Linked DNA regions of Homo sapiens: region 1 is linked to region 2. A link is a loop called in an ENCODE intact Hi-C map of the cell type or tissue named here. Cell type or tissue: A673. All regions are shown on one strand. Each heading gives the region's core, and the rest is flanking DNA. Links, peaks and the distances in the headings are about the cores only. Region 1 has its middle 35 kb from the start of KIF4B. Region 2 has its middle 36 kb from the start of MIR1303.

Region 1 (14,960 bases), core at 4,500-9,499, 400 kb before region 2:
GCTGACTCTGATCAATTAGTAGTGGCTTGCTAGAGTGCTATGACAAGAATTCTACAGCTGTAGGCTGGACGTAGTGGTTCATGCCCATAATCCCAGCAATTTGGGAGGCCAAGCGGGGAGGATTGCTTGAGTCCAGGAGTTTGAGACCAGCCTAGGCAACATAATGAGACCCGGTTTCTACAAAGTACAAATAAAAAAATTAGCCAGGGCCGGGCATGGTGGCTCATGCCTGTAATCCTAGCACTTTGGGAGGCTGAGGCGGGTGGATTATCTGAGGTCAGGATTATCAGATTATCTGAGCCTGGCCAACATGGCGAAACCCCGTCTCTACTAAATATACAAAAATTAGCCAGGAGTGATGGCAGGTACCTATAATCCCAGCTATTCGGGAGGCTGAGGCAGGAGAATCACTTGAAGCCAGGGGGGCAGAGGTTGCAGTGAGCCAAGATCGCACCACTTCACTCCAGCCTGGGCGAAAGAGCAAACCTCTGTCTCAAAAAAAAAAAAAAAAAAAAAAAAATTAGCCAGGCATGGTGGTGCATGACTATAGTCGCAGCTACTCAGGAGGCTGATGTAGGAGGATTGCTCGAGCCCAGAAGGTCAAGGCTGCAGTGAGAGGTTGGGCGACAGAATTAGACCTATCTCAAAACTAAAAATAAAAATAAAAAATTCTGCAGCTCTGCAGCTATATCTGAGTTCAACAGTTAAAAGTGCAGTGACTGACCAGCAAGTTCTGAGATGGGCATGCGAGGTAAAAAAAGGACGTGAAAGGCATGTGTTTGCCTTCTATATGCTGTAAGCACTAAGTTATTTGAAAATAGGGTCCATCACTTACACTTACTTTTATTCCTATGAACATTTACATAAGCATTCTCAAAAAGTATTTGAATGCTCAAAATTTATTTGATAAGTAAACATCTCCCTTTGCAAAAATGACCTAACTCTAATGCATCATGTGTTCTAATTATGATTCGTTCAAACAGTCCTTAACACACCTACGTGTAGAGCTGACTCCCATCAGAAATTTTTCAAAGCTAGTTTTATGTGAGAAATGGCTTTTGACACATTTGGCACTTTAACGTTTCTGAATCTTAAAACATCCGTGCTTAATAACTCCTTGTCTGCAGTTAGCAGTGATTTTCAGAATTTTTGTATCTATTACCTCATTTGACTACTATGTGACCTTCAAGAGGTAAAATGTTATCCCTGTTGTACAGATTTGAAACCACTTGTTCAGAGTAGCAGAATAATAGGTCAGGACCAAAGGAGGTAACCCCACAAACATTTACCAGTTCTGCATAAAGTAAAATAAGCTGTTACAGTTTAGGCCGGTGTTTCCCGAAGTTTTTTTCCACAGAACATTAGGATGTCAATAGGGCCACTGCATGTGTTTTTGTGGTCAAATAAGTTTGGAAAACATTAACAGGTTTCCCTACAGTAGGACGTCTCAGAGCTCTTACGACACTAACGTACTTGGTGAACTCTATAGAGGCCCCACAACGTGGGCCCATATAAATATTCCCCCAAAGGTTCTGTAGAACACAGGTAATTTTTTTCTAAAGTTAGCAGCAGGGGTACCAGAAGAATGGCAGAGTGGTTAAGAGCCTAGGCTCTAAAATTCAACTGGTATCGAGCTCTGGCCCCAACACTTACTGGTTTTGTGGCTATGAATAAGTCACAGAATCCCCAGCCTCGCTCCCTCCCCTGTAACATGCAGATTCAAACGGCCACTCCTGGGGTTGTCGTGAGGATTAAGTGAGACAAGGCAAGTAGAGTGTCTAGCTGATCGTAAGCACTCAATAAATGTTAGCTGGTATTTCTGCCAATGAGGAAGAAAGTCAGAGTGGGATCTAAAAATAAAATAAAATGCACAGGTTGGGCTGAGAAGCCCATTCTGAGTTTATTACATAGGAGATTTACTGATGAGTGCTCTTGGGTCAACACCTATGGAAGGGAGGGGACAGAAGAGACAGAAAATGAAGCTGTGATCCAGCTCAATGACAGCCAACCCCACAAAGAGGTGTAGAGCTAGATTAGCCCTTCAGAATTGTCCTTGGTTGGGCTGAGAAGGCCAGCTCTTTACAACCCCACATGGATGAGTCGATGGATATTGGACACCCCAGGAAAGGCTGACCTTGGGCGAGACAGCTCTCTGCAACTTAGGCAATTCCTCAAGGGGCTACCACCATTCTCAGAAGCCAGGACAATAAGTCTCTTACCCAAGGAGAGTCTGAACAGTGCAGACGTACAATGTCCTGCACTGCAGCAGTGCATACTGCTTCCACCACACCAAAAAAAAAAAAAAAAAGCAAAAGCTTCCTCCGACCCTCTGGGAAGGAAACAGGGCAGTCTGCAGACAGCAACCAAATCTAGTCATTTATTCATTCATCATTTATTAATGCCTACCATATGCCAGGCCCTGAGGCTTGGGGCTTATGAATCAGGTACTGATTCTATAGCAATTGTAATAGAAATGTTTTCTCTTTACTCTTTAAGGCATGAAAATACAGATAGGGAAACAGAGAAGGAAGAGATATCAAATCACTAGAAGACAGGATATATTCTCAGGTGATCAGTCACCTGTCATCCCAGTATGAAAAGTTGCTAATTTGAATGACGAAAGGAACACAGCATTTTTTTTCCCCACAGCAATACATCAAGTTGTTCTCTCAATGACTTAGTGTGCTTGGCAAACTGTGTACGCTGCACAAAATTGAATTCCCAGGTTTAGGGAAGCCTGAGCAGGCTCGAGGTACATGAGGATTTATTGCTTTAAGTACTTAAAATGCCTCCCACTAAATTTGCTGTGACCTTCTCCCCCTGCCTATGGCCCCAAGTTAACCACAGCCTAGGACTGAGCAAAGGTTAACAACACACCAAATAAAACAAATCAGCCCCAAGGAGACAGGTCCCTGCTTCACAGAGGCAATAGAGCCAAGTCCTTCTTGTCCCTGGAAGGGTTGGCTGCATTCCTCTCTCTTCCACGTCATTCCTCAGTGCCTGCCCGCCCTCCATCCTCTTCTCCTCTTGTCACTTAACATATTCTTCAGAGTGGCCCCCCAAGCACTGTTTTCCTGTAGCAGAACTCTTGTTTTTCCCACTGATCTTCTCATTTGTTTGTGTTGTTGGGGATCAGGACACAGCACCCCAAAACATGACCAGAATATATCAACCCAAAATATGCCTGTGTAACATAAGGATTATTGTGAACTGATTATTTGTGGGGAAAGCAGGCATAGGAGAAGTTCTGCAAACAAGAGAAGTTGTCCTTTTTTAAGAGAAATTTGCATCTATAAAGGAGATCTCTATTTTAAGGGTATCTCCCTCTCTGCCCCAGGAAGAGAGAGATTACTAAATCACTAGATTCTCTTATCAATGGGGAAGGTGTCACTTAAGTCTGTATAACAAACCTTGCCCTTGTTAACAGTGCTTTTCCTGCCCTTTCCCATACCTTTCTTTTTTTGTTGGGGGGCCAGCAGGTGAGTGGGGAGGTATGATGGTATTTAAGCCTGAACCCTCAGACAATTCTTTGAGATCTACTCTTGAGATTTTGCTCTGAGATGTCCCTGAATATCTCCCCTGTACAGAGGAGGTATACATGTTATTAGACTTCTCTTCATTTTACTCTTGTTTATCTGTCTTTTGTTACAGGGAATCCCAACTAAGAACAATGGAAGGTAGAAAGAAAATTATTTTTCCTCCCCTACAAGATCTTGTCAAGACGCCAACAAACTACTCTGCTTCTAATGTTTCACATTTGCATAGCACACTACAATTTACAACCTGCTTCTGGGCCTCACAACTGGCCAAGAGGCAGGCACTGCAGAAATGACTATCTCCACTCCGGAAGTGAGGGCCCTGAGAGGCAAAGTGACTTGCCCAAGGTCACAGAGCAAAAAGGCAGGACTTAAGCCAGGCCCTCTGTGCCACAAACTAGACCCACGCACTGCCTGTCAGCCAAAGAGACTAAGTCACATATTGGCAGTGTACCTTACACTTAGTAGGACAATTGATCAAGGTCACAGACTTGGAAAGAAATTGCCCGGGGATCCACAGTGTGGATATCCAGCTTCCCAGAGGGGATGCTTGTCTACATTTATGTGCAAATATCCAACTTGAGCACACCTGCAGAATCCAAGGTTTCTTCTTCCTCTTTGTATTACTACCAAGCCAAAGAAACAAATTAAAATTTGGAAAAAAACAACAGACATTTTTAGCTTCACTGTCCCAGGTGCTAATGGAAAAACAAGACTCTCTTAAAAAAAATCAATTAAAAAAAAAAATCTTTGAGACAAGGTCTTGCTGTGTCACCCAGGCTGGAGTACAGTGGCACGATCATGACTGTGCAACCTCAACCTCCTGGCACGAGCAATCCTCCTGCCTCAGCCTCCCGAGTAGCAGGATTACAGGCATGCACCACCACACCCAGCTACATTTTGTATTTTTTGTAGAGATGGGGTTTCACCATGTTGCCCAGGGTGGTATTGAGCTCCTGAGCTCAAGCGATCCACCCACCTCAGCAACCCAAGGTGCTAGGATTACAGGCGTGAGCCATCATGCCCAGCCTCTGTAAAATATGTCAAAGAGGTTTATTCTGAACCAATATGAGTGACATGGCCCAGGGAACACACTCTCAAGAGGTCCTGAGAAAGCGTGCCCATAGCAATTGGATTACGGTTTGGTTTTATACACTTTAGATAGGCAGAAGTTATAGGTAAAGACACAAATCAATAAATGAAAGGTATACCTTGGTTCAGCCTAGAAAAGTGGGATATCCTGAAGGGGAGGCAGGGTTATAGGTTGTATGTGGATTCAGAGATTCTTTAATTTGCAATTGGTTAAAGGAGTAAAACTTTGTCTAAAAATTTGAAGTCAACAAAAAGGAACGTTTTAGGTTATAATAAGGAAGTCTACTAACCAACATACTGAGTCAGAGAGACCTGTAGGAGTGTGTGACTTAACCATTGTCTGGATGGCCTTAGATCCTGATTATAATTTGGTATCTTATTGTCACAAAGAGTCCATTTTATTAGCCTTAGGATTAATGCTGGCTGGGCGCGGTGGCTCACACCTATAATCCGAGCACTTTGGGAGGCCGAATTGGGCGGATCACCTGAGGTCGGGAGTTCGAGACCAGCCTGACCAACATGAAGAAACCCGTCTCTACTAAAAATACAAAATTAGCCGGGCGTGATGGCGCATGCCTATAATCCCAGCTACTTGGGAGGCTGAGGCAGGAGAGTCACTTGAACCTGGGAGGCGGAGGTTGCAGTGAGCCAAGATCCCGCCATTGCACTCCTGCCTGGGCAACAAGAGCAAAACTCCATCTCAAAAAAAAAAAAAAAAGAAAAAGAAAAAAAATTAATTCTGGTCAGTTGTGCCTAAACTCCAAAAGGGAGGGGCTATAACAAGGTATGTCTGACCTACCTATCACGACTGGGAATTTCATGTTTAAAGTTTTTCTGGGGTCCCCTTAGCCAGATGGGGGTCTGTTCAGTCGGTGGAAGACTTAGGATTTTATTTTTAATCTACAAAAGTGAGTTTAGAAAATTATGGTCCTCCAAGCTTAATTTTTTTTCTTGTGAATCGGAAGTTCTTGTTTTAAAATTTTCCCAGGCAAACTTCTAAGAAGAAGCCTTTGGCGAGTGTTCACTCTGCGCCTTTTGTTTCACTCGACAAATACTTACAGAGAACCTGTGGTGGGCCAGGCACTGTGCTAAATGCTGAGGACACAGCAGAGGAAAGGCAGGCAGATTCCTACCCTCAGGGAATCTTACAGTCTGGCAGGATAATGTGGTCATTAAAAAGGGAAGTACAATGCAGAATTCATAAACATTACTGTTTGTAACTCTGTTGGTGGGAGTTAAAAATAATACAGTCTTTTTGAAAGGCAATTTGGCAGTAGCTATCAAAATTGTAAATGTATATAACTTAGGAGCCAGCAGATGCAAAAGTAAAACAAAGCAACCTTAAAAAAAGTAGATATTAAAACAAAGCATAAAGTTATGGGTAAAAAAAAATTCATTGCAACATCATTTATAATAGCAACAAGAAAAATAGCAGGAAGGAAGGGAAGGAAGGAAGGAAGGAAGGAAGGAAGGAAGGAAGGAAGGAAGGAAGGGGAAAGAGGTATTAAAAGACGCAGTTTATTTGAGCATTTAACCATTCATAAACTGGGCAGCACCAGACCATAAGCAGTTCATGCCTCCACCAAGGGGGTGGGAGAGAAAATTTTTATTAGGTGTTTGAGGAAATAAGACAAAGATAATATTTGATTGGTCAAAGTGGAAAGTCTCTAGTTAGAGGTTAGCTCCATGCAGTTTCTCTTTAAAGGGTCTTAATCCTGCTAATAAGGGAGCAGCTCTCATGGCCCAATCACCTCTTACAGGCCCCACCTCTTAATACAATCACATTACAACACCTACATTTTAGAGGGGACACATTCAGACCATAACAGCCTTTCCACTCAACACTTTCAGGCCCAGCAACCAGTCTTGCTTCTGAGACAAGAACTCCCTGCAAAGCCATCTCTGTCTCCCTCCAATAAAACTGGCTGAGCCACATTTTTCTCTTGCTGCTCGCCAGGGGGCAGGATGTAGGACCTCACTCTGCAGATCCACAAACTTCACTGCTCTCATCCTCTCCACCTGTGCTCTCCTCCCTATATCATGGGGAATCTTTCTAACCTGGATGGGGCTGTGGGGAGTTGTAAATCCCTCTGTTTCCTCCAAACTCCACCAAAGTCAATCAATGAAAGGACAAAAAGCCTAGAAGTCCCAGCCTCTCTGTGGTGAGGAAGTGCAGTGCAGGACAGACTAGGGTGCAATGCTGAGATGGAAAGAAGGAAAAACATAAGGAAAAAAAGAGGATCCTAATGCACCACAGGTAACACTGTAGCCTGGTGGCTACAGGTTTGGTTCTTGGTATATGATTGTCTGGGCCTGAATCTCCACTCTACCACTCACTAAAATTGGTCAAACTATTTCACTTTTCTTTAAGGATAATTGTATCTACCTCAGGGGGCCATTGTGGAAATTAATGCAAAGGAACAGCAGATTCTGAATCAATCATCCTTCCTTTCTTCCACTTACAACTTAAGACTGCAATTTGACATTGGTCCATTGTGATTCAATTCAGGGTGCTTTGCCCCCCACCCTCCATCTTAAGGTGGGAAATGTCAATTGTCCAAGAAAGAGCCTCATGCTGACATCACTTATCCTCTGAAGGATGAAGGACAGAGAGCAGTGTCACCCTCTATAGCTCAGCTTCTGTAAGGAATGTTCAAGTTAACATCCTTAAGGAATTATAACTTTTCCCAAGGCTGAAAGAAGCGATGGTTGGAGCTTATGGCAGTATCACTCAAAGCCTCCTTAGGGTTTAATCTCAAAGACCTTGCTCACAGAAGTCTTCACAGGCATGTATCCTTTGAACCCTTGAACCAAGGGGCAAGCCTCTCCTAAAAACAGAAGAAGGCAGTGGTTTTCCCAGCTTTAAAGTGCATCAAAATCACTGGGAGGGCTTTTTGAAATAACCTGCTGGGCCCCACCCCACACAGCATCTGATTCTGTACATCTCGGGTAGGCCCCATGAATTTACATTTCTAACAAGTTCCCAGGTAACAGTGTTGACAGTGTTGATGGAAGACCAATCTGAGAACCTCTAGGCTGGGGAGACATACAGCTCAACAGAGAGGACCAGCGGGAACTCTAGACTAAGACAAGGGATTTGCATATGTAACTCGTTCCCCCTGGGGTAAGCTTACAAATCTCTTACATGAAAGAGTGCAATGATACCTTGTTCAAGATACAAGATATAGGGGTCTTACATTTATTATTAACACTCATTATTCCCATTAGAATGGAAAACGTTACATGACTGATGGAAACTTTCAGGCCTCATTGGAAAGAATTTTCTAAAAATCCCTCAAATCCTACTCCAGTATTATCCATGTGGACAGGACCAGGGAATCCATCAGTTCTGTAATTTCTACATACACATTTCTTCCCACCCACCCCTTCTGCAGATCCCACCCATCCCTTCTTCCACAGACTCAGCTGGGCAAGGCAGCCACTGAAATGCACGTATGGCAGCTCAAAAGCCCTTTCTGTAGAAACCCACACCCCCTCATCCACGGGAGAGACAGGGAGCCACTATGTGACCCTGCTCCCTACCATTTCTGATTAGACAAGGAATGGATACCTGACGCAAGCTCAGCCAATCAGATTTACTCCTGGAAATTTGAAATTGAGATTCAGAGATATCCACTCAGTATTTGAAATTGGCTGGACTAATAATTGTGAGGTGGACAGAATTCACCTGATAGTCTGAAGAACAGAGGAAACTACAGAGAAAAAAGAACAAAGTAACTGTGAATCGGTGGAGAGAGAAGGTAAGTGTGTCCTCATGGCATTCCAGACGCTGATTATATTTCTTCCTGAGGCCTTTCTGGAGCCTTCCTTCTCCCCACCCTTGGGTTCTGATAGGATTTGGCTCTGTGTCCCTACCCAACCTCATCTCGAAGTGTAATCTCCACGTGTCAAGGGAGGGACCTGATGGGAGATGATTGGATCATGGGGGCGGAATTCCCCCTTGCTGTTCTCATGACAATGAATGAATTCTCAGAAGATCTGGTTGTTTGCTAAGTGTCTGGGCTTCCCTGCTCTCTCTCTCCTGCCACCACGTAGGAAACGCCTTGCTTCCCTTTTGCCTTCCGCCATGATTGTAAGTTTCCTGAGGCCTCCCCAGCCATGTAGAACTGTCAGTTAAACCTCTTTTGTTTATAAATTACCCAATCTCAGGTAGTATCTTTATAGTAGTGTGAGAATAGACTAATACAGGTTTTATGTGACATTTTATGTCTTTATTATTATTTTCCGTTTTCTATTTAAGCTAGTGGTTTCACTCACTTTTTCAGTCATCAGCTGTTTATTGAGCATGCTCTCTGAGCCAGGTGCTGCCCCTGGTGCTGGAGAAACCATAGAGTTTACCTGCGACCACTTGTGTTACCTGCAACTAGGACAACTAGTATAGCCACTTACACCTACCATAATGTAAAGAAATGCACGCACAGAAAGAAAAGTTGTAGAAAAACATATATAATTTATTGAACACCTACTATGTGCCAGGCACCCTGCTAAGTGCTTTACATGCATCTTCTCTCACAACAACCCTATGAGGCAGGTACTATTATCTGCATTTCCTTAAGAACACACAGGATTCAAACATATGTAGCCTAATCCCTCAGAACCACTAAAAGGCAAGAGAGTGGAAAAGATCTAGAATCATGGTAACGGTGAGGGAAAATACAGACACACACTCACACTCATGCTCACACTCACACAGAATTCAGGCCTGGCTATATCAGCACACACTCAGGCATCCTGTTGTTCTCTGTCAGGCACTGTCTTTTCAGCTCCTCTCCATTCCTAAAAGTAGGGGGGAAAAATCAACATCTCCTTCTTTAGAAATCATCTTGAGAAGTAATTGGTCTCGATAATACTTTAATTGGACAAGAGTCTTCAAATTTGGCCTCCTGAGCACAGCAGGAATGCATTTCTATCTGCCTTTGAGAAAATGTGCCCATCTTGGATTGCCTAAGAATGCTCTTAAGGTAATGCCAGAGAATCCCCTTAAATGTTCCTCACCAGCAGGTCAGCACTTACCCACCGGATGCCTCTTCAGGATCCCCATTCAGGTTCCCTTTCAGTTTTGTTCCAGCCTACTCCCTGCCAGGTGCAGGAGAGCAGGGAGCAGCTCTGGCTCAGGTGGACAGAGCTGTGAATGGTTCCTGCCAGCAACCCCCTACCTCCTCAGGGCAAACAAAGCACTCAGAAGCCTGCCAGGGCTTCAAGGCTGTAGAGCCTGGGGAGAAACAGGATTCTAAAAGGCGAAGGCATTCCAGCAAGAGAGAACTGGGGAAGCAGGGTTCCCAGACCCATTCAAACCACATGCAGCTCAGCTTCCTCATCTGTAAAGTTAGGATTCCCAAATATGCCCTGCCTAGAAACAGACACCACTTACTGAGCATTTTTTATGTGCCAGGCACTACACTACACATGTTTGCACATGATTTTTAAAGAACCCCATTTGGCAGGAATAACTGTCTCCATTTTATAAAAGGCAAAACTGAGGTTCCAAAAGGTAAAGCTGGTTCAAGAGCCAGTCCTGGTTCACATGGTTAGCAAATGGCTGAAATGTTACTTCCTAAATCCCATGCTCTTAGCTACCAGCTGGCTTCCTTTGGCTTCTGTTTAGGAAGATAGAACTGGTAGTGAGGAAAAAAAAATGGCAGAGCCACCAGAATGTCTTCATAATTTGCCAGCATCAAGCCCTATCTAGCTGGAACTCCACTTCCTCACCTCCCCCACCCCACCTGCGAATTATCTCCCAACCCAGCTGAAGACTTTCTGGACCATTTTCAGGATCTTAAGACAAGAGGTTTAGTCCCTGAAGGCCTCGGCTGCCACCCAGCCCAGCAATGACACTGGGCTCTGAAAAAAAATGTACCAACAAACACATATCCCATCATCATGGCTAGAGATTTTTAAAAACAGAAATCTGAGATGTGCTGAGGGAATTGGGGAGTGGGAAGTGGTATCAGAATTTAGGCTTCAAATGCTTCTCTAAAGAGCAATAGGAAATGTTTGTCTTAAAGGCCTAGAGAATGGAACTGTATGATACATTTGGGGTCATGATAAATTTGGGATCACAACTTTGAAACCTTTCCTGTCTCCTCATCCTTTCTACTGGAAAGAGTCGTTCACATTCTTCCTTGTTTCTTGCTTTGCCCTCACACAAGTTGCAGGGTGAGCTCCTTCTTTTCTCTTGTCCTTCCTGAATTCTCAAAATTCTCAGCAGAAGAAAACAAGAAAAGCACACAGCCAAACATCCAGTCCTCTGTGAGAAAAGAAATCCTCACACATCTCAGAAATTGAAAGATATTCTTTTATCCCACATCAGATCAGATATGTTTTCAGTTGCAGAAGAGAACAACCAATAACTTAGGACCTATCAACAAAGAGAGTCAAACTCCGGAAAATATGTAAAGAGATTTATTCTTAGCCAAATGTGAGGATCATGACCTGTAACATAGCCCCAGGAGGTCCTGAGAACCCAGGGTGATTGGGTTACAACTTGATTTTATACATTTTAGGGGGGACAGAAGTTACAGACAGACATCAATCACTATGTGTAAGGTGCACATTGGTTTGGTCCAGAAAGGTGGGACAACGCAAAGTAGCGGGGAGGGAGCAGTGTTCAGGTCATATTTAGATTCTAAAGTTTTCTGATTGGCAACTGATTGAAAGGGTTAACTTATTATCTAAAGACATGGAATCAATAGAAAGGAGTGTCTGGGTTAAGATAAGGGGTTGTGGAGACCAAGATTCTTATTATGTAGATGAAGCCTCCAGGTAACCAGCTTTAGAGCTCTTATCAGACCTAAAAAGGTGCCAGGCTCCTAGTTAATTCTCTCCTGGATCAGAGAGAAGACCTGGAAAGGGAAGAGGATTCTCTACAGAATGTTGATTTCCCCACAAGAGACAGCTTTGCAGGGCCATTTCAAAATATGTCAAAGAAATACATTTTGGGGTAAAACACTTCATTTCCTTTCAGTGCCTGCTATTTGTCATGTGATGCTATACTAGAGTCAGGTTGGAATTTGGTACCTTATTGCTACAAAGAGTCTGTTTTGTCAGTCCTAAGATTTCTCTTTCAATGTTAATGCTGGTCACTTGTGCCTAAACTCCAAAGGGAAGAGGGTATAATGAGGCATGCTCTACCCCCACTTCCCAGCATGGCCTGAACTAGTTTTTCAAGTTTACTTTGGAATGCCCTTGGTGGAGAGTGGGGGTCCATTCAGTCAGCTGGGGATTTAGAATTTTATTTTTTATTTACAAACCAATTGTAACTCAGCTGTCAGCTGGAGCCTCTCTGTCCTTGTCATACAGAGAAAATAGAATGTAAGCTCTTTTAGAGCAGGCATTTTTGTCTGTTTTTCCCTCTGCTCTATCCCCAGTGCCTAGAATAGTGCTGATATGGTTTGGCTGTGTCCCCACCCAAATCTCATCTTGAATTGTAGCTCCCATAATTCCCATGTGTCATGGAAGGGACCCAGTGAGAGGTAATCGAATCATAGGGGTGGGTCTTTCCTGTGCTGTTCTTGTGATAGTGAATAAGTCTCATGAGATCTGATGGTTTTATAAAGAGAAGTTCCCTACATAAGCTCTCTTGCCTGCTGCCATGTAAGATGTAACTTTGCTCCTCATCTGCCTTCCGCCACGATTACGAGGCCTCCCCAGCCATGTGGAACTGTGAGTCAATTAACCCTCTTTCCTTTATAAATTACCCAGTCTCAGGTATGTTTTTATTCGCGGCATGAGAACAGATTAATACAAGTGCGTAACACATTGTAGGTATTCAATACTCATGCATGCACGTACACATATCATATCCTCTGTGGTAGGCAGACTTATAAGATGGCCCCCAGTGTTTCTCATTTTCTAGTGTGGAAGTTCAAAAATTATTGACATGAGACAGATTAGTGGGAAAAAAAGGCATGCAAATTTATGTAATATGTATACATGGGAGCCTTTGAAATGAAGACCCGACCCCTCAATGAGGTACAGAAGCTTGTATACCATCTTGAGGTCACAGAAAGAATGCAGGTTCAGATGATAGCCAAAAATAAGTTATGTTGATGAATCAGGTTTTAGTGGGAAGATAGATTATGAAATGGGGAGAAGAGGAGGCTTTGCTAACAAAAGTGGTCTTGTTATGTAGGTGAAACCTCAGACAGAAAAGGTGGTAAATATTTATTTTCACACTTCTAAAGGTATGAGACTCTCAGTTAATCTTTCCTAGATCTGGACCAAGGTAGGGCAGACTGCCTTAATACAGAGTCTCCACAGATCTACAGATGCAAATTCCCTCCACAAAAGACAGCTTTTCAGGTCCACTTCAGAATAAGTCAAAAAAAAATATTTGGTGGTAAAATATTTTTATTTCCTTCACTAGCATTTACACTTTTGTGTAATTATCCCTTCCCTTGAGTGTGGACTTTGCCTAGTGACATACTTCTGACTAAAAGAATATGGCAAAGATGATGGGATGTCACTTCCATTATTGATTAGATCACAAAAGATGGTGATTTCTGTCTTGCTAGCAAACTCTCTTGTTGGCTTTGATGAAGAAAGATGCCACATGCCCGAGAAGCCCACATGGCAAGAGACTGAGGCAGTCTTCAACTAACAGTCAGTGAGGAAATGGGGTTTTCAGTCCAACAGCCCTCGGTAACCTGAATTTTGCCAACAACCATGTAAATGAGCTTGGAATCAAACCCTTCCAGGAGAAAGGGAATGGAGCTATGCAAAAGCAAAGTTTTGTACGTTATTTAATTTAAGTTTGTATTAGTCCAAGCTAGACTGTTATAAATTAAGATGTTAATTGTAATCTCCAGAGACACCACCAAAAAAATTCAAAAATATAATCAAAGAAACAAGATGATAATTTAAAAGGTATTGAAAAAAATCTATATATAACACTAAAGAGGGCAGTAACTGAGGGACAGAAGAATGAAAATATATAGATTTATAGAAAACAAATAGTAAAATTGCAGATACGAATCTACCTTCTCAGTAATTAAATTTAATGGAAATGGATCAAGCACTCCAATTAAAAAGCAGAGCCAGGAAGAGTAGGGTGCACCTGCAATCCCAGCTACTCGGGAGGCTGAGGCAGGAGGATCGCTTGAGCCCAGGGATTCAGCAATATAGTGCATAGTGATTGTACCCTGGAATAGCCACTGCACTCCAGCCTGGCAATATAGCAAGACCTCGCCTCCAAAAATAAAAGCAGAGATTGGCAGAATAGATTTTTTAAATGATCCAACCATATGCTGCCTATAGGAGACGCATTTGAGATTCAAAAACACAAATAGGTTGAAAGTAAAAAGACTGGAAAAGATATATATATACTATGCAAACAGTAATTGAAAGAGAGCTGGAATGGTTATACTATATTATACAAACTAGATCAGTGGAAAACAATTGTTACTAGAGACAAAGAAAGATATTTTATAATTTTTAGGTCACCCATCTAGAATATGTAACAATTATAGAAATATATACACCTAACAACAAAGCCCCAAAATGCATTAATAAAAAACTGACAGAATTGAAGGGAGAAAAAAGCAATGCAAAAGAGACTTAAGAGACATATCAAACAAATGCAATTCAATGCATGTACCTTATTTGAGTCCTGATTCAGATAAACGAAATGTGAACACTGACTGGATATTTAATGATACTAAGAAATTACTGGGCTTTTTAGGTATGATAGAGGCATTGTGGATATGTCTAGAAAGAACGCCTCCTTTCTTTTAGAAGTACACTCGAAGATTTTTAGATAATTTTATATTATATCTGCAATTTTCTTCAAAAAATCTGAGAGAAGGAGATGGAGTGTGAGGAAATAAATAAAACAAGATTAGTCATAAATTGGTAATTAATGTTGCAGAATGATGGGTGCATGGCAGTACATTTTATTATTCTTCTTTTATATATATACATCTTGAAATTTTTTCATAATAAACGGCTATTTATTTATTTAGAGACAGGATCTTCTTCTGTTGCTCAGGCTGGAGTATGGTGGTATGATTTTGGCTCACTACAACCTCCACCTCCCAGGCTCAAGCCGTCCTCCCACCTTAGCCTCCCAAGTAGCTGGACTACAGGTGCCCGCCACCACACCTGGCTAATTTTTTGTATTTTTAGTAGAGATGGGGTTTCACCATGTTACCCAGGCTGGTCTTGAACTCCTGGCTCAAGTGATCCACCCACCTCAGCCTCCCAAAGTGCTGATATTACAAGCGTGAGCCACCACGCCTGGCCCTAAAAGGCTTTTAAAAGGCACAACACAGTTACTCACTCTGAGCTGCATGGGACCAGAATATTAACAATTAT
Region 2 (14,960 bases), core at 4,772-9,771:
CCAGGCTGGAGTGTGATGGCGCTATCTCGGCTCACTGCAACCTCCGCCTCCTGGGTTCAAGCGGTTCTCCTGCCTCAGCTCCCCCAAGTAGCTGGGATTACAGGCGCCTGCCACCACTCCTGGCTAATTTTTGTATTTTTAGTAGAGACAGGGTTTCACCATGTTGGCCAGGCTGGTCTAGAACTCCTGACCTCAGGTGATCCACCCACCTCAGCTTCCCAAAGTGCTGGGATTACAGGTGTGAGCCACCGTGCCTGGCCACACCCAGCTAATTTTTTTTGGTATTTTTTGTAGAAATGGATTTTTGTGGCTAGCCATGGTGGCTCACACTTGTAACCCCAGCACTGTGGGGGGCCGAGGCGGGTGGATCACCTGAGGTCAGGAGTTTGAGACCAACCTGGCCAACATGCTGAAACCCCCTCTCTAGTAAAAATACAAAAATAAACTGGGTGTAATGACAGGCACCTGTAATCCCAGCTGCTTGGGAGGCTGAGACGGGAGAATCACCTGAACCCAGGAGGCAGAGGTTGCAGTGAGCCGAGATCATGCCACCACACTCCAGCTTGAGTGACAGAGCAAGACTCCATCTAAAAAACAAAACAAAACAAAACAAAACAAAAAAGGGCCGGGCGCGGTGGCTCATGCCTGTTATCCCAGCACTTTGGGAGGCCAAGGTGGGCAGATCACCTAAGGTCAGGAGTTCAAGACCAGCCTGACCAACATGGAGAAACTCTGTCTCTACTAAAAATACAAAATTAGCCGGGTGGAGGCAGGAGAATCGCTTGAACCCGGGAGGCGGATGTTGTAGTGAGCCGAGATTGCACCACTGCACCTCAGTCTGGGCAAGGAGAGCGAAACGCTGTCTCAAAAAAAAAAAAAAAAAAAGAGAAAAAAGAAGTGGATTTTCACTTTGTTGCCCAGGCTGGTCTCGAACTCCTACACTCAAGTGATCCACCCACCTCAGCCTCCCAAAGTGCTGGGATTACAGGAGTGAGCCACCATGCCAGGCTGGCCAAGGAGAATCTTTTTTTTTTTTTTTTTTTTTTTAAGATGGAGTCTCACTCTGTCACCAAGGCTGGAGTACAGTGGCACTGTGTCAGCTCACTGCAACCTCCGTCTCCTGGGTTCAAGCAATTCTCCTGCCTCAGCCTCTCGAGTAGCTGGGATTAGAGGTGCCCACCACCACGCCTGGCTAGTTTTTATATTTTTCGTAGAGACGGGGTTTCACCATGTTGGCCAGGCTGGTCTCGAACTCCTGACCTCACGTGATCCACCCACCTTGGCCTCCCAAAGTGCTGGGATTACAGGCGTGAGCCACCGTGCCCGGCGGAGAATCTTTAAAAAATTGTTTCTTCAGAAAGAATTGGATCTGCCAAAAAAAAAAAAATTTTTTTTTCTGTTGTACCTCTAGTGTCATGACACTCCTCCCACAAAATGTCCATGCAAATTTGCATAGCCAGTGATTGCAGTATTTTTTTTATAAGCTAACAATAAACATTTAGAAACAGTCTGTTTTTCTTTTTTTAATTTATTTTCTTTTTTATGATGGAACCTTGCTCTGTCGCTCAGGCTGGAGTACGGTGGCGCGATCTCGGCTCACTGCAACCTCTGCCTCCCAGGTTCAAGCGATTCTCCTGCCTCAGCCTCTTGAGTAGCTGGGATGACAGGTGCCCACCACACCTGGCTAATTTTTTTGTATTTTTAGTAGAGACAGGGTTTCACCATGTTGGCTATGCTGGTCTCGACCTCCTCACCTCAGGCGAGCCGCCCACCTTGGCCTCCCAAAGTGCTGGGATCATAGGTGTGAGCCACCGCACCCGGCCTAGAAACAGTCTTGATGTCCTTCCTCATTGGGGTTCTAAAAATAGGAGATTTGTAGCCCTACACTGGAAACCATCCAAATGTCCCCCAGCAGGTGAAGGGATACAGATCGCATGTCCTGCAATGGGGCACTCTTTAGCACAGCAAAGCCATGAGCTACTGGTGACCCGACAGCAACAACATGGAGAAATCTCAAAAGCATTATGCCAAGTGGACGAAGCCTTCCCCGAGAGGGCACATGCTGTGTGATTTCATTTACGATATTCTACAAAAGGGAAATCTACACTACAGGGACAGGAAACAGTTCAGTGGTTGCCTGGGTCTGGGTGTGGGGGCAGGAGATTAATTGCAAAGGGGAATGAAGGAATCTTCCGGACAACGGAAATGTTCCAGACTTCACTGTAGCAGTGGTTACATGGCCAAATAATTTTCCAAAGCTCATTCAACTGTGCTATTTTCTGGGTGCATTTGATTGTATGTAAAGTATACTGCAATAGAGTTGATTTTTTAAAAAATGATGATTCACCCATACAAGGAAAGTTCTGAATTTGTCAAAAGGAGTTTACTACATCTCTAGGCACTAATATAGAAAGATGTCCTTGTTTTTTTGTTTTTTTTTTTGTTTTTTTTTTTTGTAATTAAAAGAAAAACACACATTAGGTTGTTAAGTGAAAAATAAAGGCAGGTTGTGTGATGACACTGGTGACGTTGCCATTTATCAAGAGCTCACTGAGCTGGGTGTAGGTCCATGAAGTGCCCGGCATGTGTAATTTTCTTTACTCTCGACAATATCCGTGCGAGGTTTTATAGACGAGAAAACTGAGGCTCAGAGAGATTAAGTAATGTGTCTGGGTTTGAAGCTGAGGAGCCACATGACTGGGACCTGGGACACACTAGGAGCCACCACACTGTGCTCTATATGATTCCAATTCATTAATTAATTGACCATGTTTATGTGTAGAAAGAAATCTGGAGAAATGACCCCAAACCAGGCCTGGGGATTATGTCTGAAGGCAGATTTACAGGCACTTTCACTTTCCATACTGTCTATTTTTGTTATGTTCTAATTAATTGTAACATGCCTGAATTGCCTTTGTAATCAGAGAAAGCAATACAGATTAAAAAACAAAAAGAAAAGTATTTTAAAAAGTCTCTGTCCTTTATCTCTTTTGCTCAGGGGCTGGGCACCCTCTCTTCACAGCTTCCTCTCCCAAACGGGGACACATGCCTGTCGGGAGCCCCAAGTCCCACTGATAAAGGCCTGAGCCAAGTCCCTTATCAGGCCTGAGCAGGCCCTGCAGTCCCGTCCATCTGGTCCCCCCAGGGAGGGTGGGCCCTGTCCCAGGAATCAGCAGGCTCCAGGGCCCCAGAGATAAGAGGAGCTGCAGGTGGTGGGTGGGAGGCAGTAGGACCAGCAGGGTCAGGGTCTGCAGCAGAGCGATTTATGGACCTGGCTCTGTCTGCTGTGTGGTCCTAGGCACATGTCAGCCCCTCTCTGGTCCTCAGGTTCTTCTGGGATTTCTTGGTTCCAGCCTGGTCCTCTTTTAGGAAGTAACCTGGGGATTCCCCAGGGTATGGGGAGGTAGCAAGATGAATGAGATGTCCTTGGCCCCCAGATCCAATCCCAAGTGGATGTGTGGAGACCCAAACACACCCTTATGGCCCTAAACATATTCACACACACCTGCCTGGGCATGCACAGGTCTGCAGGCCCCAAGGCCAAGCTGGGCCACCCCTGGTCAGGCCAAGGCTGTTTACATGTCCAAAGGTTGGACGCCACCTGCCAGGAAGGCCTCAGCTGGTGAGAATCTGCAGCTTTGTCCCCAGGACACAGATAACATGTTCCTGGGGGCAGGACCGGCAGCCCCAGGAGAGGTGGGGCAAGAACACCCAGGTTGCCCTCTCTGGGAAAACCCTTGCCAGCCTCACTGCTGTGGGTCCTACCTGGCGCCTCTGGGCCCTGCCTGGGGTGCTTCTGCATCCCTTGTGGGTCTAGGAGTGCCTCCAACCCCCCCATGCCAGTTAGTTTGGTTTTTCTGACCTTATCCTGGGTCTGCACTGCCCACTATGCCATGCTTTTTATGCCAATGGGTGCTTCCACGTCCCTAAGCCTCAGTTTCCTCATCTGTAAAATGGGGAAAATCATAGCTCTTACCTGATAGGGACAGTGAGGAATCAATGAGCTAAGGTGTGGCATGGTGTCAGGGGAGTAGAAGTGACCCTCCCCACCCCCTGGCAGTGGGCCAGTCCTTCCCCATCCACGCTGCCCTACAGGATGAATCATGCACAATTCTCATGTCAGTGAAAGCACAGTAGTAACTTAGGGGGCTTCTAGTCAGATTGTGATGATGGGGCTTGCACAGTAAAACCTTAAAAGTGGCAATGTGTGTGTGCCCCAGGCACAGACAGAGGGGGGTACACTCAGCTGGGATCTCTGCCGGGAAAGGACCTGAGACATTTTCTTCACTCCTCTCTCCCCCTAGAGACTGTCTTGGCCATGCAGACTCTTTTTTTTTTTTTTTTTTTTTTTTTTTCCTGAGATGGAGTAACATTTTGTTACCCAGGCTGGAGTAAAGTGGCCAGATCTCAGCTCACTGCAACCTCCACCTCCTGGGTTCAAGCGATTCTCTTGCCTCAGCCTCCCGAGTAGCTGGGATTGCAGGTGTGTGCCACCATGTCCAGCTAATTTTTGTATTTTTAGTAGAGAGGGGGTTTCAGCATGTTGCCCAGGCTGGTCTTGAACTCCTGACTTCAGGTTATCTACCCGCCTCGGCCTCCCAGAGTGCTGGGATTACAGGCATGAGCCATGGCACCCAGCCTGGCCATGCAAACTCTTTTTTTTTTTTTTTTTTTTTTTGGAGACAGAGTCTCACTCTGTTGCCCAGGCTGGAGTGCGATGGCATGATCTCGGCTCACTTGCAATCTCCACCTCCCGGGCTCAAGTGATTCTCCTGCCTCAGCCTCCTGGGTAACTGGGATTACAGGTACGTGCCACCATGCCTGGCTAATTTTCATATTTTTAGTAGAGACAGGGTTTCACCATGTTGGTCAGGCTAGTCTCAAACTCCTGACCTCGTGATCCTCCTGCCTTGGCCTCCCAAAGTGCTGGGATTATAGGCGTGAGCCACCTCACCTGGACTTTTCTTTTTGAGATGGAGTCTTGTCCTGTCACCCAGGCTGCAGTGCAATGGCACGATCTCAGCTCACTGCAACCTCTCCCTGCTGGGTTCAAGCAATTCTCCTACCTCAGCCTCCTAAGTAGCTGGAACTATAGGCACGTGCCACCATGCCCAGCTAATTTTTTGTATTTTTAGTAGAGATGGGGTTTCACCATGCTGGCCAGGCTGGTCTCGAACTCCTGACCTTGTGATCTGCCTGCCTTGGCCTCCGAGAGTTCTGGGATTACAGGTGTGAGCCACCGTGCCCGGCCCCATGCAAACTCATGACTGATCACCTGCAAGGAAGAGTGAAGCTCATTTTGTTTTAAGGTAGCTTAGTCTATTACTAAATTGTTTACTAAAACTTTTTTCATATTATTAATAAATTAGCAAAAAAAAAAAAATAATAAACATTGATAACCTCCAGGGTTGGCCAAGCCATGAGGAAACAGGCTCTGTCCGGCACCATGGGTGGGATGAAAATGGGCACAACCCACCTGTGAGTGACCAGCATCTTTACCAACCCCAGCTACACACACCCCACAACCCAGGGGTCACACGCCTGGGAGTCTACTGACAGAAACACCATCACAGTGACATCTGTTTGTGGATATTTCTGGAACATTTTTCTTTGTTTTTTGGTAAAAGCAAAAAATTAGAAGTAATTCAGATGACTAGCCACAGAGGGTTTATTACCTAGACATTTTGTGATCCACCCACACTATAGAATACTGTACAGATGCCAAAAAGAATGGATTCCTTGGAAATGTTTCTAAGATTCACTGGCAGGTGAAAGAAGAAAATTAAAGAATAAAATGGGCCAGGCGCGGTGGCTCACGCCTGTAATCCCAGCACTTCGGGAGGCCGAGGCAGGTGGATCACTTGAGGTCAGGAGTTTGAGACCAGCCTGGCCAACATGGTGAAGCCCCGTCTCTACGAAAAAATACAAAAATTAGCTGGGTGTGGTAGCTCGCCTGTAATTCCAGCTACTCGGGAGGCTGAGGCGCGAGAATCGCCGCTTGAACCTGGGAGATGGAGGTTGCAGAGATGGCGCCATTGCACTCCAGCCTGGGCAACAGAGTGAGACTCTGTCTCAAAAAAAAAAAAAAAAAAAAAAAAAAGAATAATATGTATGATCAGAATTCTAAAAACACACACAAACAAAATTACTCCCATTACTCCCCTTTTCTCTAAAAATATCTATACAGCAACTCAGGTATATTGGCATAGAAAACTTTTAGAAGTATTCATACCACACGTTTAACTTAATTCATGTCATTTTCTAGCTGTGTGGCCCTTAGGAAGTCATACCTCTCAGCCCCAGTCTCCGCCTTTGTAAACTGGTAATAGCAAATCTCACATATGGTTGTGACGAGAATATAACTAGTTCTTGTAAATCACTTGGCACATAAATACTTAGTAAAAGAACGCAGGAGGCCGGGTGTGGTGGCTCACGCCTGTAATCCCAGCACTTTGGGAGGCCGAGGCAGGCGGATCACCTGAGGTCGGAGGTTTGAGTTCAAGACCAACCTGGCCAACATGGAGGAACACTGTCTCCACTAAAACTACAAAAAAAAAAAAAAAAAAAAAAATTAGCCGGGCTTGGTGGCGCATGCCTGTAATCCCAGCTTTTCGGGAGGCTGAGGCAGGAGAATCGCTTGAACCCGGGGGGCGTTAAGTTGTGGTGAGACGAGATGGCGCCATTGCACTCCAGCCTGGGCAACAAGAGTGAAATTTCGTCTCAAAAATAAAAAGTAAAAATAAAAAATAATGCAGGAATACAATTTCATCTAAATAAGCAAATTAATTTTTAGGAATACATTTTCAGCTAAGCGCAAAGGCTGGCTCGTCTGCCTGTCTTTGCTGCCACCTAGTGGTAACAGGTAGGAAAGCGCATATTGGAAGGCTTGCTTTTTTTTCTTTATTTATGACACAATTTATTCAAGGCCTACAATGTATCCGGCACACACCACGCCTGTACCTTCTCAGTTTTCTTATCTGAAGAATGGGGGTAATAAATGAACTGACCCCATAAGTTTGTGAGGATAAAATGCAATAATGCATGTAAAGCATTTAACATTGGCTGTAACACAAAAGAATGCTCTAGAAATGGTAATTATTGGTGTTTACACATGCATAATTTAATTTAGGAAATCAGTATTATACCCATTTTTCTGTGTGAGAAATTTGAGGCTCAGAGAAATCAAAGTAACTTGCCTAAGGCTACTGAGCTAACTAGAGGAGGGTCTGAGATTAGAATCTAGGTCTGGGCAACACAGCCAGAGAAAAAGAAAAAAGAAAAAAATACAAAAAAGAAAAAAATAGCCGTGTGTGGTGGTGCACATCTGTAGTCCCAGCTACTTGGGAGGCTGAGGTGGGAGGACCGCTCGAGCCCAGGAGGTTGAGGCTGCTCTAAGCCGAGATTTTGTCACTGCACTTCAACCTAGGCGCAGAGCAAGATCTCATCTCAAAACAAACAAACAAAAAGGAATCTAGGTCTGTCCTGGGGCTGCCTCATCACCCTTAAGATACCATCTCACATGACCTCCTGAAAAGGAGTTGGTTTTTGGATTCCACAGACCAAGAGCATTTAAAAATACCCAGATGTATTGGTTATCTATTGCTGCATAATGAATTACCCTAAAACCCAGTGGGCACAGATTCACTGGCTCCTCCACTGCAGGTATCTCACAGGTGCTATTCAGGGTGTTGGCCACACAGGGTGGGGTCAGGGCACACTTGTTACATGTGAGTGCCTCCTGAAATTTTACATGCTGCGCCTTAAGGTTCCTTAAGTAGCCTTAAGGTTCAACTGGGGAACCACCTGCTTCCAGCTTACCTGGCTGTTGGCAGGACTCAGTTCCTCCAGGGCTGTTGGATTGAGGCCCTCAGTACCCCTAGCTGTTGGTCAGAGACCACCAGCTCCTTACTACATCATTGGCTGACCTTTTTTTTTTTTTTTTTTGAGACGGAGTTTTGCTCTGTTGCCCAGGCTGGAGTGCAATGGCTCGATCTCAGCTCACTGCAACCTCTGCCACCTGGGTTCAAGCGATTCTCCTGCCTCAGCCTCCCGAATAGCTGGGATTACAGGTGCCAGGCACCATGCCCGGGTAATTTTTGTATTTTCAGTAGAGATGGGGTTTCACTATGTTGGCCAGGCTGGTCTCGAACCCCTGACCTCATGATCCGCCCGCTTCGGCCTCCCAAAGTGCTGAGATTACAGGCGTGGGCCACCGCGCCCAGCCTGGCTGCTTTTTCAGTGTGGCAGTTTGTTTCATCAAAGTGTGCAAGCCAAGAAGAGCAAAAGTCAGCTGGCAAGATGGAAGTCACAGTCATTGCTAATCTAATCACAGAAGTCATTATTGCGACATTCTGTTTCTTAGAAGCAAGTCACCAGCCCCAGCCACTCTGGAGGGGAGGGGATCATACAAAGGCTTGAATATCAGGAGGAGGGGACTGCGGAAGGCCATTCTAGAGCCTTCCTGTCACACTGGAGTTGCCTGTCAACTTTTAATTTTGCTAAATAACATTTATTTACTTATCTATTTATTTTTTTTTTTTGAAACAGAGTCAAACTCCGTAACCCAGCCTTGAGTGCAGTGGTGCGATCTCATCTCGGCTCACTGCAACCTCTGTCTCCCGGGTTCAAGCAATTCTCCTGCCTCGGGTTCCCGAGTAGCTGGGGCTACAGGTGAGCACCGGCCCGCCCGCCTAATTTTTGTATTTTTTAATAGAGACGGGGTTTCACTATGTTGGCCAGTCTGGTCTCCTGGCCGCAGGTGATCCGCCCGCCTCCCAAAGTGCTAGGATTACCTGGGGCGTGAGCCACTGAGCCAGGCTGATCCACTGCACCCGGTAACCCAAGAACATTTAGAAAATCAACTCCCGGCCAGGCACAGTGGCCCAGGGCTGTAATCCCAGCACTTTGGGAGGCTGAGGCTGGGGGATTGCTTGAGCCCAGGAGTTCGAGACCAGTCTGGGCAATATAGAGAAACCTCGTCTCAATTCAAAATAAATAAATAAGAAAAAAGAAAACTCCCAGCCCTGGTTACCATCATTTCATAAAAGAAATGGACATTTTAACAACTAGATACAAACAGGAAATTTCAGAATAAAGGCTAGTCCCTTGTGGTTGAGTAAATACAGCTCTATTAGAAGCTTCCACATTGCTCTGAGATTTCTCACCGAGCAGCATTCTGGTGCCTAGACTAGCCCTGGGAACCTCCAGGGGCCTGCACACCCGCCAGGGGAAAGAGAGAGGAGGACATGGGTAGGGCCTGCCTGAGACCACACTGTGCCCAGCACTTCAAAAAAAAAAAACGGCTGGCTGAATGAATAGTAAATGTACAACCTCATGTGGAAGTGTCTCACTTATCTTCAGCTTCTAGAGGAGGAAACCGGGCCCCGTAAGGCTAAATGGCGGGTCTCAAAGTTTTAGGGATGGAAAGGGGATTAATATTTGCAGGGTGCTTTGCCAGCCACCACAGCCCCAGTGCCATTTTAGCACCCTGCAAACAAGTCCTGAGAGGGCAAGCAAGCTGCTGACGGGGACTCGAGCGGCTGTGGGAAAAGGGACCTGCGGTGGTTCAGGAAAGCAGCCTTAAGTGACCGAGCCTGGACGCGCCAGGCACAGTGTGGGAAGAGTGCCATTCAATCCTCCGCGTAACCCTGGCGGGGCCGGGCTAAGAAGCGCTTACCCAAGCGCAGGAGACAGGAGCTGAGCACAGCGTCGGGAGCTTGCGAGATCACCTGGCTGGGATGAGGTCATCTAAGGTTTAAGAGCGCGGTCGTCTGAGTCTAAAGTCCAGCTCTTTATCTCTGCCGCCGGGGATCCTGGGGCGTAGTGTAAAGGAGGCGGGTGGCTAGGGTCACGTGGCTGATCACCCCAAGAGAAGTCAACCCCAGGCGGGCGGTTACGACGCTCATGCTCCTTAGTGGTCTTCATTTCCGTAATGAGGGGCCGGAGGTGACGGTGCAGCAGGCGGGAGCCAGGGTAAACTTCACCCAGGTGGCCCCAGTGCGAAGGCAGCGAGGCCCTACAGCAAATGGCCAAGGCCGCCTCAGAGGCAAAGCTGCTCTCCCTTTCTCTTTGCTGCCCCATTCTCCCAGTTCCTCCTCAGCCCGGGCCTCCGGGAGCCTTCTGCTGGAAGAGATGTGCTTTCTTTTTTTAGTTTCTTGAGTTTTTTTAGAGACGAGGTCTCGCTCTTCTGCCGCCCAGGTTGGAGTGCAGTGGGGCGAACACGGCTCACTGCAGCCTCCAGCTCCTGGGCTCCAGCAAGCCTCCCGCCTGGGACCAAAGGAGCGCTCCACGGGGCGGGGGCCGCTGTGCGCTTTCTTACTTTGCCCTTTTCATCGCATATTCGGTTGTTCACCCGCGACTTCCTTTCCCGAGGAGCGACGGCGGCGGGGGCTTCTCTCTGCAACCACCACCGGCCCAGAGGAGAGCCCTTGACCAAGGACATCACGAGTACGAAATGACCAAATTTGTTCAGTATTGACTGTATCTAGGAGTATCCTACTCTCAAATAACCCACATGCAAAATCCTGAGGCGGAAGCTACCTTCATCCCTGTTTACAAAACAAACAAACAAAAAACAAAAAAACCCAGGAACCAAAAGATTGAGCAAGGTGTCCAAACCACACAGTTGGTATTTGGTGTCACGTTGGAAGGAGGAAAGGCCACAATTAAAAATTGTTATTCCCGCCGGGTGTGGTGGCTTACACCTGTAATCCCAGCACTTTGGCAGGCTCAGGCAGGTAGATCATCTAAGATCGGGAGTTTGAGACCAGCCTGACCAACATGGTGAAACCCCGTTTCTACTAAAAATACAAAAATTAGCTGGGTGTGGTGGCGCATGCCTGTAATCCCAGCTACTTGGGAGGCTGAGGCAGGAGAATCGCTACAACCCAGGAGGCGGAGGTTCTGGTGAACCGAGATCGTGCCATTGCACTCCAGCCTGGGAAACAAGAGCGAAACTCCATCTCAAAAAAAAAAAAAAAAAAAACCCAAAATTTGTTATTCTTGCGTTCAAGGCATTGTGCTAACACTTTTCTTTTTTTTTTGGAACGAAGTTTCGCTCTTGTTGCCCAGTCTGGAGTGCAGTGGCACGATCTCTGCTCACTGCAACCTCTGCCTCCTAGGTTCAAGTGATTCTCCTGCCTCAGCCTCCTGAGTAGCTGGGATTACAGGTGCCGGCCACCATGCCCGGCTAATTTTTGTGTATTTAGTAGAGACGGGGTTTCACCATGTTGACCAGGCTGGTCTTGAACTTCTGACCTCAGTTGATCCACCTGCCTCGGCCTCCCAAAGTGCTGGGATTACAGGCGTGAGCCACCATGCCCGGTTTGTGCTAACACTTTTCTAGGCATTATCTCATTTAATTACCAGCAGAGGGTGAGTGCTTTAACTCTTTAGAGGAAGCTTAGAGAGGTTGACAGGCCTGCCCAGGCTTATTAGCTGGAGTGTGGATGGACCCACAGCTGACCCTCCTCAGCAGAGCACTCCAGTACCTGCAAAACTGTGGGCAGATGTCTGTGATTCTGAGATCGATTGGGAGTTGGGGTCCGGCTTTTCTTTTCTTTCTTTTTTTTTTGAGTTGTAGTTTCACTCTTGTTGCCCAGGCTGGAGTGCAGTGACAGTGATCTCAGCTCACTGCAGCCTCCACCTCCCCAGCTCAAGTGATTCTCCTGCCTCAACCTCCTGAGTATCTGGGACTACAGGTGACCACCACCATGCCTGGCTAATTTTTTGTATTTTTAGTAGAGACGGGGTTTCACCATGTTGTCCAGGCTGGTCTCGAACTCCCAACCTCAGGTGATCCGCCCGCCTTGGCCTCCCAAAGTTCTAGGATTACAGGCATGAGCCACTGCGGCCTGCCTGGGGTTTGGCTTTTCAAATCTCAGTAGGTAGGTTGGTTTTTGTTTTTTTTTTTCCCTTTGGTGTGCTGTGGGTTGAGGATGTGGGCACTCGACTCAGTCAGCCTGATTTGGGATCCTGGCAGTGCCACATTCTGGCTGTGGGCCAAGGGGCAGGTCACTCAGCCTCTTTCAGACTCAGTTTCCTCATGTGCAAAATGGGAGTAGTACTGGTACCTGCCTCATAGGGCCTGTGAGAGAAATGCGTGGAGTCACTTAGCACTGAGCCTGGCTCCTAGCAAAAGCTAAAAATACGCAATTGTTGCTCTTAATTATTCTTACAGCCTATAAAACAGCTTTGTGTGCATTATTTGATTTGATTCTCACAATAGCACTGAGAGGATGTACAGGGGCAGATTTATCTCTGTTTTTTTTTTTTTTTTTTTTTTTTTTTAACACAAAGCGACCAAAGTTCAGAGAGGATGAGAGGCCTGGTCTAAGTCACAGGGCCATGACCTCAAGTTCAGGGAGGCTGGTTCCTCTCACCACTGCATTCTCTAAAATACTGTCCAAGGGAAATATAAAGGCAATCACAAATGTAATTTTAAATATTCTAATAACCACATTAGGAATCATAAAAGCAAACAAGTGAAAGTAATTTTAATAAGATATTTCATCTACTATATAAAAATATTACATTTTAACATGTAATCAATATAAAATCATTACTTTTAGGGAAAAGAAAGAGAGATCAGACTGTTGCTGTATCTATGTAGAAAAGGAAAACATAAGAGATTCTATTTTGACCTGTACCTTAAACAATTGCTTTGCTGAGATGTTGTTAATTTGTAACATTGCCCCAGCCACTTTGCCCCAACCTTGAGCTCACAAAAACATGTGTTGTATGGAATCAAGGTTTAAGGGATCTAGGGCTGTGCAGGATGTGCCTTGTTAACAAAATGTTTACAGGCACTATGCTTGGTAAAAGTCATCGCCATTCTCTAGTCTCAATAAACCAGGGGCACAATGCACTGTGAAAAGCCACAGGGACCTCTGTCCTGAAAAGCTGGGTATGGTCCAACGTTTCTCCCCATGTGATAGTCTGAAATATGGCCTCGTGGGATGAGAAAGACCTGACCGTCCCCCAGCCCGACACCTGTAAAAAGTCTGTGCTGAGGTGGATTAGTAAAAGAGGAAAGCCTCTTGCACTTGAGATAGAGGAAGGCCACTGTCTCCTGCCTGCCCCTGGGAACCGAATGTCTCGGTATAAAACCTGATTGTACATTTGTTCAATTCTGAGATGGGAGAAAAACCACCCTATGGTGGGAGACGAGACATGTTGGCAGCAATGCTGCCTTGTTATTCTTTACTCCACTGAGATGTTTGGGCAGAGAGAAACATAAATCTGGCCTATGTGCACATCCAGGCATAGTACCTCTCCTTGAACTTAATTATGACATAGATTCTTTTGCTCACATGTTTTTTTGCTGACCTTCTCCTTATTATCACCCTGCTCTCCTACCACATTCCTTTGGCTAAAATAATGAAAATAATAATCAATAAAAACTGAGGGAACTCAAAGACCAGTGCTGGTGCAGGCCCTCCGTATGCTGAGTGTCGGTCTCCTGGGCCCACTGTTGTTTCTCTATACTTTGCCTCTGTGTCTTATTTCTTTTCTCAGTCTCTTGTCCCACCTGGTGAGATATACCCACAGGTGTGGAGGGGCGGGCCACCCCTTCATCTGGCGCCCAATCTGGGGCCTTTCTCTAGGGTGAAGGTATGCTAAGAACGTGAACATTGAGAACAGCTGATGAGAGATTCCCAAGTATGTCCACGGTCAACCTTGCGGTAAGCTTGTGTGCTCGGAGGAATCCAGGGTAACAATGGGGCAAGCTGAAAGTAAATATGCCTCTTATCTCAGCTTCATTAAAATTATCTTAAGAAGAGGGGGAGTTAAAGCTTCTACAGAAAATCTAATTATGCTATTTCAAACAATAGAACAATTCTGCCCATGGTTTCCAGAACAGGGAACTTTATATTTAAAAGATTGGGAAAAAATTGGCAAAGAATTAAAACAAGCAAGTAGGGAAGGTAAAATCATCCCACTTACAGTATGGAATGACTGGGCCATTATTAAAGCAACTTTAGAACCGTTTCAAATAGAAGAAGATAGTGTTTCAGTTTCTGATGCCCCTGAGAGCTGTGTAATAGATTGTGAAGAAGAGGCAGGAACAGAGTTCAAGAAAGGAATGGAAAGTTCACATTGTAAAAATGTAGCAGAGTCTGTAATGGCTCGGTCAATGCAAAATTGTTGACTATAATCAATTACAGGAGGTAATATATCCTGAATCATCAAAATTGGCAGAAGGAGGTCCAGAATTATTTGGGTCATCAGAGTTTAAACCACGACGGCCATCAACTCCTCCTCCTGCGGTTCAGATGCCTGTGACATTACAACCTCAAATGCAGGTTAGACAAGTACAAACTGCAAGAGAATATCAAGTAGAAAAGGATAGAGTCTCTATCCCGGCAATGCCAATCCAGACACAGTATCCACAATATCAGCTGGTAGAAAATAAAACCCAACCACTGGTAGTTTATCAATACTGGCCGCCAGTCAAATTTCAGTATCAGCTGCTTCCAGAGGTTCAGTATAGATCTCAGGCGGGGTGTCCTGTCCCAAATAGCAGGGCACTATATCAGCAACCCACAGCGATGGCGTTTGATCCTACAGCACCAGCTAGTGTACAAGATAGTACACTGCATAAAACCATTAGCCAGAAAACAGGGAGATCTTGAGGCATGGCAGTACCCGGTAATTTTACAACCGATACTGGCTGGGAAAGGGAGTCAAGCAGGAGCCTCTGTCCAAACTGAGATTAGATATGAATCTTTCACCCTGAAAATGTTAAAAGATATGAAGGAAGGAGTTAAACAATATGGACCCAACTCTCCTTATATGAGAACATTATTAGATTCCATTGCTCATGGAAATAGACTTATTCCTTATGATTGGGAAATTTTGGCTAAGTCTTCCCTTTCACCCTCTCAGTTTCTACAGTTTAAAACCTGGTGGATTGATGGAGTACAAGAACAGGTAAGGAAAAATCAGGCTACTTATCCTGC

Evidence for each region. A loop is a pair of places that touch in the nucleus more often than their neighbours do. Peaks named below come from ENCODE experiments on the same cell type or tissue, not always from the same donor. Only the 100,000 strongest peaks of a DNase experiment are listed, where the experiment ranks them.
Region 1: it touches region 2 in a loop (5-fold over the local background); 3 of 110 quality-filtered maps call a loop at or near these places.

What each region holds. Positions count from the first base shown.
Region 1 is chr5:155,041,623-155,056,582 of GRCh38, reverse strand. No RefSeq gene overlaps it. Among named protein-coding and RNA genes, the nearest start is that of KIF4B, 35 kb to the right of the region's middle. RefSeq lists an enhancer at 6,825-7,326. In A673, for the core only: a CTCF peak has its summit at 6,585 (motif pointing right); DNase peaks (open chromatin) are centred at 5,762, 6,352 and 6,422; H3K27ac peaks cover 5,000 bases.
Region 2 is chr5:154,642,262-154,657,221 of GRCh38, reverse strand. No RefSeq gene overlaps it. Among named protein-coding and RNA genes, the nearest start is that of MIR1303, 36 kb to the left of the region's middle. RefSeq lists a cis regulatory region at 2,801-3,597, a silencer at 3,459-3,753 and enhancers at 3,459-3,753, 9,584-9,693, 9,355-10,017. In A673, for the core only: a CTCF peak has its summit at 6,856 (motif pointing left); a DNase peak (open chromatin) is centred at 6,851.